Regions from separate parts of the Mus musculus genome. Here all the other regions are linked to region 3. A link is a loop called in an ENCODE intact Hi-C map of the cell type or tissue named here. Cell type or tissue: heart. All regions are shown on one strand. Region 1 holds the start of Tpd52l1 (tumor protein D52-like 1). Region 2 has its middle 14 kb from the start of Hddc2. Region 3 overlaps Gm30618 (a long non-coding RNA gene).

Region 1 (2,500 bases), 620 kb after region 3:
AAAGCATTATGTATTTAAAAGGGCACCACAAAATTCCTCAGTGCGAGGAAAGGTGGTCATGATGGCATTAATGCAAACCATTCCTTCTGAGTGCTGCTTCCAAAGTGAATTTCCGAGAGCTTTCGTCCTCCCTGTCCCTCACTCCACATAAGACCATCTCTGGGCTGATGAGATGGCTCGGCAGGTAAAGGGCCTGCTCTAAACTGACTGCTCTTCCGAAGGTCCTGAGTTCAAATCCCAGCAACCACATGGTGGCTCACAACCATCCATAATGAGATCTGACACCTTCTTCTGGTGTGTCTGAAGTCAGCTACAGTGAACTTAGGTATAATAATAATAATAATAATAATAATAATAATAATAATAATAATAATAAAGGCAATCTCTGATCCTTTCTAAGATCCCTTTACTCTTATTTTGAATGATCCTAGAGTTCTCTGGATTCCTCCAGCGAACACCCTGAGCACGGAGAGCAGGTGACCAACCCTCAATTAAGGCAGGCACTGGGTGCGGCTGGGGTGGGGGGTGAGGTGGGGTGGGGTGGGAAAGCGACTCTTCTAAGAACACGAAAAACTGGGATAGGGTTATCAATCTGGATGTCGGGGGCGGGGTTGGGGGTTGGGGGGAAATGTGAAGCTCTCTTGCCTTTGAAGGCCAATCCTCCCACGCTGCAGCCCTCGAATAGCAGGGACACTGAGTCTCCACAAAACCACCACCTCTCGGGTCCGCGTCACCCCCGCCCGCATTTGTGAACTGCAAGAGGTGAGCCCCAAGGCCGGAGTCCAGAAGATCCGGCTCTCCCCACGCCTCCCCGGGAAGAACAGCGCAGACATCCGGAGCCTGAACAACAGGTCCTTTGAACACCTTCCAGGACGAGGAAGTATGGCCCACTGACTGCTGGAAGGGATAGTGCAGACAAGGACACAATCCCTGCAGACCCGCTACTCTGTTTTCAGTCCTCAGCCCTTCCCTGGTCCCCAGCCCCACCGCAAAATCTGAGTCAAGCAAAGGATCCCGAAGGCGCGCGTAGGCGCAGAGTTCCGTCTGCGTAGGATGTCCCTGTCTGTCCCGGAGTAAAGTTAGGTACTGAAGGAAAATAGTCTCTCTGTACATCTGAGGACCAGACCTCGGGGGCGACCGGCGACCACCCACCTTGTGCCTGCGCCTCCATGGTGGCCGGTTTGGAGCTGAGCACCGCGGAGAACACGCGGACTCCTCGCAGAGCAGCAGATGGTAGCGATTCCCGAGCTCGGAAGACAGCTAGCCCCGCCGCCCGTGCCCTCTCCCGGCGCGCGTGTCGCGAGCATTCGTGGAGGGGGCGGGGTACTGGCGGCGGCCACCACTGGCCGCTGCTGGTTACCTCCGCCCCTTCCAATCCACCTAGGCTACACAGCGCAACCGAGAACGCCAGGTCGGGCGCCACCTGCCGGCCGCTCTGCGCACCCAGTGGGAGGCTTCCCCTCCAGCACACAAACGCGCAGACAACCAACACCATAGCCCAGAAGCCCACAAGACACAAATGCCTTGGCAGGAAGGAGGTAGGGAGCGCAGGGGTACAATGCTGAGCCATTGGTCCTGGTGGAGACAGTCAGGTTAGGTTCCTGGGCGCCCCAGTACCATATTCTTTTTGTCAACTGACCATTATATAACTTTGTTATATGCCCATTTATAGAACCCTTACTTAATGTAATTGGCTCATTTAACATTGAGCATACAGTGCTCGGACAAAAACACAGTTTATTAAGGTTATGTAATGTGTATACTTCTTCTATAAAGTTCATCACACTATATTGCACTTAGGGTGTTGGGCATGAATCTAGTTTGAAACGAAACTGGGCAGTGCTGGCGTGGGGGGTAGGGGCTGCAATATTTTGAGATTTTTGTTTACTCCAACAGGCAGAAGAAAAACTGAGTTTGGTGTTACAAGCAAATCCGAGTGAAAAGTGACAAAGGAACATGGAGCCTAAGACACATTAATAGGACATGTGTCTTGTTATCCCGAGCCTGTAGGCTGTGTCACTAGATTGGTGTAGGAGTCCTTTTCAGAGAAGACTAAAACTTCAGTCCTGTGTCAAGGCTTGTCTGCTGGTGTAACTGGAAAGCTAACAGTATGAATGGGCGCTCACACGTCACCCCCACCAGTCTCTACGTACTTCCTTTTCCTCAGCGTCTCACAAACTTCATGAAACAGTCTAGCATTTTCTTATGCTTGGTGTTACATAATTTGCAATTTTGCGTGAAAGGGTGTCATTCTCTTTCTCTATAAAATAGATGGGGGAGTCTGGTGAGATTGAAGGTGTTTATTATATTAAATCTCCTGTAATTTCTGCCAAAGAGCCTCAAGTAGATTTACACTCAGGAAAGATAGTGATTAATCAATCAAAAAGTCGTATTTTTACCACACCCAAGTTACTCTCAAAGTTACAGGATAAAATACAAAAATGGGTGTCCTTTCCCTTGAAAGAAAGAATACTGGTGGTTTTGTGGCATGCACACGAGC
Region 2 (2,500 bases), 470 kb after region 3:
CTGTCTATTTCATTACCATGAAGAGGTTCCTTTCCTTACCTCATGGTCTCAGATGCCTTCCACAGCATCAATTTAGAATAAAGAATCCTCATACTCTGCTCTCTTTCTGAGGATTCTGTATTAAAGTTGAACGATGTCTCGTTAGGCCCAAAGTTGAGTTTTATACTTTGTTTTGGGTTTTATTATTGTGATTGGTTACTTCTCTGAAAGCTCTCTGAGAACTTGAAGCACTATAAGGTATTTGCTGCCCCAGGGCTATGGCTCTTAGGTTCTTGAGAGTGAATTCCTTCTGCCTAAAGACACCACCTTGCTTTAATCCTACCTACTTATCACAACAATTTAGAATCTAAATTACAAAGTCCACTAAACTAAGGCACATCAGAGAATTGCAGTTATTTCTCAAAATGCTAGAAATCTCTTTAAGAGTCCTCAGTGTCCTCCATTTTATTTCTAAATTGGCTTTGTCATCCAAATGGATATTTTGTGACTTTATTTACATTCATGAACATATGCCACCCCTTAAAAAGAAGAAATAAAGTAGTGCAGGAAGAATTCAGGGCCCGCCAGAAAGTTGGCTACTCAGCTTTGGTATAATGATCTTTTGGTCAAGGGTGCCATCTCTCAGCAAGACTCTAGTGTTGCCAGTGAAGGTCAGACCACTCAAAATACTTCCTTTCATGCAGCACACTAGAGTCACTCCTGAGACTCCACAGCATCGTTTTTTAATGAAGATCCCCAAATGTGGCTATCTCTTGGAATTAAAAAGCATTAGCCTGGTTTTTCTATATTTTCACTATCAATGAAATCCATTTTTAAAAACAATACCTGATAAGGATACTTTTTAGTCTGGATTAATCATGACATTTTTTTGGATGCTTTATAGAATAAGTTTCCAAACTTGATTCAGGCTGTGAAGAATTCCTTGTTGTTTTAAATATGTTTAGAATTCTGCTGGGCCTCTCTTACTTAGAGCAAGGAATCTGTGCTTCACAGTTAAGCAGTGACTCCGTGTAGCTCTTTCACTCACATCCCAGCAAATGACTTCCACCCTGGAGGCCTCTGGTAGAATGACATTTCTCCCCATGTAACAAGGGTTCTCTTCATTTTATAATTTTGAGATTACCAGAATAAAAATGTGGCTATTTGAAAACGTATTGTGATGTCTTAGTCTGTATCCAAATAAAATTTTGACCTTTATTATATGCAGTATCCTATACTTACTGATTTCTATATGAACATAAATCACCACAAAGGCTTCTTCAACCCTGTAACTACTTGAAAAGACCATTTGTAAGGACGTTAGAATATACTCCTGGTACTCTAGGCATTCGTATACTTTTTCTAAATATAATCACATGGGAGTGCTGTTACCATTACAGGTGATAGGTAAGAAGAATGATGGGAGAGTGACAAAGGAAGAAGGACAGAAGCAGAAATAGTGAGAGTATAAATATTTACTCAATCCAGTTAGGAAACAGGACATTTAATATATTCATGCTCCAGAGCTGAGAAGGCAATGGTGATGACATAGTGCCACCTGGTGGTTGACTCTCAAAACTACATGTAGTTTCTTGGTGTTGCCCTGAAAATTGCCAGATAGCCCTCTCCTCTTTCCAGTGCACGACTTCTTCCCAAATCCATCTCTTCCTCCCCAGCTTGAGGGGAACCGTGGACAGCAATCACAATACAGTCATCAACATTGGTTCACAACCTCCCTAATGCTGCGACCCTTTACAAAACAGTTCTTTATGTTATGGTAACCCCAAACCATAAAATTACTTTGCTCCTACTTCATAACTGTAGCTTTGCAACTATTATGAATCATAATGTAAATACCTGATATGCAGGATATCTGGTATGTGATCCATGACGGGGTGATCAGGACCCATAGGCTGAAAATTGCTGACCTATATAGCTTTCCTATTACCTTTAATGTTAGATCATCTCTATGCATACTTGTTGGTCAGTGACCGATTAATGTATTAATCAACCTCAATGTTACAAAATAATGATATTCTTTTGAAAATTTGCAAATTTAAACAATCTAAAAGGGGGAGCATTGTTACGGAAGTTTAAGGAAGAATTGTTAATCTAATGGTGAGCCCCACCTCTACCTAAGGACACCTGTGACCTCTCTAGCTTAATTTTGTTATAGAAGGAACTTATAAGTGGTTTACCAATGGATGATTCAGTCTTGAATGCCCAAGGATGAGAAAGTGGGTAGATTTAGTTATCACTATAGTATTTTCTCACAGGTCTGTAATGGAATCCATAAAGATAAAGTGTATATAGCAGGAGGAGGAAAAGCCTGTGGAAAGCAGTGTGATCGTCCAGTGCGAGGACATTCTCTTGCAAGGTTAGACTTCTAGAGTTAAAAGGTACTTTCCATATTATTTATTTCCACATTATTCTGACTCCTTTCACAAGTTTTAAATAACTCTACATTTATCTCTCTTGTGTTTCTGTGACTTTGTGTTTTAAGCTTTAATTCCTTTGTTTG
Region 3 (2,500 bases):
ATGATTTAAAGTGGCATAAGTATGGCTGGGAACCAGGAGTCTAACCTGGCTTTGCCCAGCCTAAGTCCTGTACTCTTTAACAAACAGGTGCTCCTCCTCTCAGTTGTGCGGTGGACCTACAGAAGTCCCATTGGAGGCACTGTTACACACAGGGCCCTCCCCTAAGCACAGCGGAAAGGCATGGCTTGGCATGTCCTTTCTTCAAATTATGTATTTAAAACTTGTTGCTAAATATCACAAAAAATGTAGAAAACTTTTCACATAAAAATGGAAGTGCTTTTCAATTCTTTAGCATGTTTGCTCACCTAAAGCATCATTTTTATATCTGTTAATGTTTTATTGACTTAAATAGCTATTTTTGGCTTATAGGACAATTCCGGAAGGCACTTCCCAACATCAACCTAGCAATAGCTTACATCATCATCATCTGCTACCATTGCCTGGCAGGCTCGAGCCAAGTAAGGCAGCTTATAAGAGGACTGCTGGATTCCCCAACACCCACTCCTCTCTCCTCTCTTCCTCTCTATTCCCTTCTTCCCCCTGGCCCCCCCTGTCCCTCTCTCTGTCTCTCTCTCTCTGTCCTTCTCTCTCTGTGTCTCCCTCGCTCTTGTTTCTACATGCTCCCAGTCAGCTTCTCCCCCTCTCCCCCTCTCCCCCTCTCCCCCTCTCTCCCTCTCTCCCTCTCTCCCTCTCTCCCTCTCTCCCTCTCTCCCTCTCTCCCTCTCTCCCTCTCTCCCTCTCTCCCTCTCTCCCTCTCTCCCTCTCTCCCTCTCTCCCTCTCTCCCTCTCCCTCTCTCTGTCCTTCTCCATTACTGCTGTCTTGGCCCTCATGTTCTGTCTGCTTCTTCCCTTCTCCAGGTTTCCATTCCCTTTCCTTCCTTTAAACCAGGTCTGCCACGGGGGGGGAGGGGGGGGAGGGGGAATTAACCAAAAAAAAAAAAAAGTCAAATTGAATAGGATCACATTTTAGATTAGGTCTTTAAATAATAAATGACATTTATTGGTATATCAGTTGATGTGACACTATTGATAAAACAAGGCATTTACAGGAATAAGGAAGATGGAAACCAGTTTTTGAAGAACAGAGAAGGCTTTGCAGGTTTAGTCATTTGATCATCTGAAGCTAATGTGTGTTATTCTTTGGCATTGGTTTAATATTTGAGGAAGATGAAAAAATAAAGAAATGATCATGTTCTAGCTAACTCTTCAGATAATCTCATGCAACATTTAGCACAGAGAATACTTTTAAGGGGGACAGTTACAGGCAGGTTGAAAAAATGATAACTATGAAAATATGCCACAAGAGGGCATCCTAGCCTCATGTGATTCAAATTCATTCTCCATGTAGCCCAGTTAAGGCGGACTATAGCTAAAATCTAGGGGAAATAGAAGATATTCATCTTTCCTCCTTCCTTCCTTCCCTCCCTTCTTCCCCCTGTCTGTGTGTCTGTCTGTCTAGATTTTTCTTCTCATCAGTTGTGCTTGATTTTATTTGTATATGTACTTACTGTTGTATCAGATTAAAGTTCAGTGGAAGTCTTTAAAGAAATTAAATGCAAATTAGTTCTATTAGTCCAGTGTATGATTCTCATTCCTTCATTCTTCATTCCGTTATGCATTTAGGGATTCATCCAGCTATCCAATCTACACAAATATATGCTGAGCTGCTCTTCTGTACTAGACAAAGAACAAAGCGGCCCTAGAGACGCAATGGGGCACAAACATCTCGTATCATTGGTCTTCAGTATAGGAATAGCATAACCACAGAGTCACAGACCACTTTCAATGGCCAAGTTCTGTGAAAAGGAAGAATGCAGCCATGCGAGGCCACAAGGAGGCTCTTCCTGGGGTAGTGATACCAACAGAATGATGCATTTGATCAGAAACATGAAGATGAGTTACCTAAAGGGGAGATTTTAAAAAAACCAAAAACATTCTCATTGAAAGGGACACAGGCAAGGCCACGCAGCAAGGCAAGAAGAAAACCAGGAAGGCTGGGTGGCAAATGAGAGAGGCAACTGACAGCAGTGAAGACCGCCTCGTGACAGATCTTTCACAGCTTTGCAAACTGACCTTAAATAATTCGTCTTCAGAACAAGAGACCAAGAGGAGGCTGTTTCTGTAGAAGCCATACTGACACATGGTAAAGGAATAAGCCAGCAATTCTGCCTCAAGGACTGCAGGGAAGCGCACAACCCCTTTGACCTGGGTATTAAGAACTTGGTGGTACTGAATATTATCTAAAAATAGTAATGTAATCTCAAACTCAGTAATATTAACCAGAGTTAAGATTTTCTTTTAAAGATCCAGGACTTCCCCAGAGTGTTTATTTTCAATCAGACCAAAAACCATTGTTCCAAGAACCATTGTTCTTGAAGACAGGACACACAAGATATGCTATCTTAACAAACACATGGAACTAGTTACCTCATCCACAGCAAAACAAACTCCACCAAAATATAAAAGATAGGAATGAAAATCTTTACTTTATGGTCACATT

What was found. A loop is a pair of places that touch in the nucleus more often than their neighbours do. Peaks named below come from ENCODE experiments on the same cell type or tissue, not always from the same donor. Only the 100,000 strongest peaks of a DNase experiment are listed, where the experiment ranks them.
Region 1: a loop joins it to region 3, with 6 times the contacts of the local background. A loop is called at or near these places in 15 of 42 quality-filtered maps.
Region 2: a loop joins it to region 3, with 15 times the contacts of the local background. A loop is called at or near these places in 32 of 42 quality-filtered maps.

The regions. Positions count from the first base shown.
Region 1 is chr10:31,444,560-31,447,059 of GRCm38, forward strand. Tpd52l1 (tumor protein D52-like 1) reads right to left here and starts at 1,399. Exons shown (of 8, transcript NM_001359364.1): 1 at 1,153-1,399. The coding sequence starts at 1,171. In heart, a CTCF peak has its summit at 1,433 (motif pointing left); a DNase peak (open chromatin) is centred at 1,422; H3K4me3 peaks cover 1,251 bases; H3K27ac peaks cover 1,003 bases.
Region 2 is chr10:31,297,836-31,300,335 of GRCm38, forward strand. No RefSeq gene overlaps it. Among named protein-coding and RNA genes, the nearest start is that of Hddc2, 14 kb to the right of the region's middle. In heart, a CTCF peak has its summit at 1,539 (motif pointing left); no DNase peak of the experiment used is centred here.
Region 3 is chr10:30,823,938-30,826,437 of GRCm38, forward strand. Gm30618 (a long non-coding RNA gene) reads left to right here. Exons shown (of 4, transcript XR_380234.4): 3 at 370-458; 4 at 1,624-2,500. Among named protein-coding and RNA genes, the nearest start is that of Gm30618, 5.5 kb to the left of the region's middle. In heart, a CTCF peak has its summit at 1,303 (motif pointing right); no DNase peak of the experiment used is centred here; H3K27ac peaks cover 312 bases.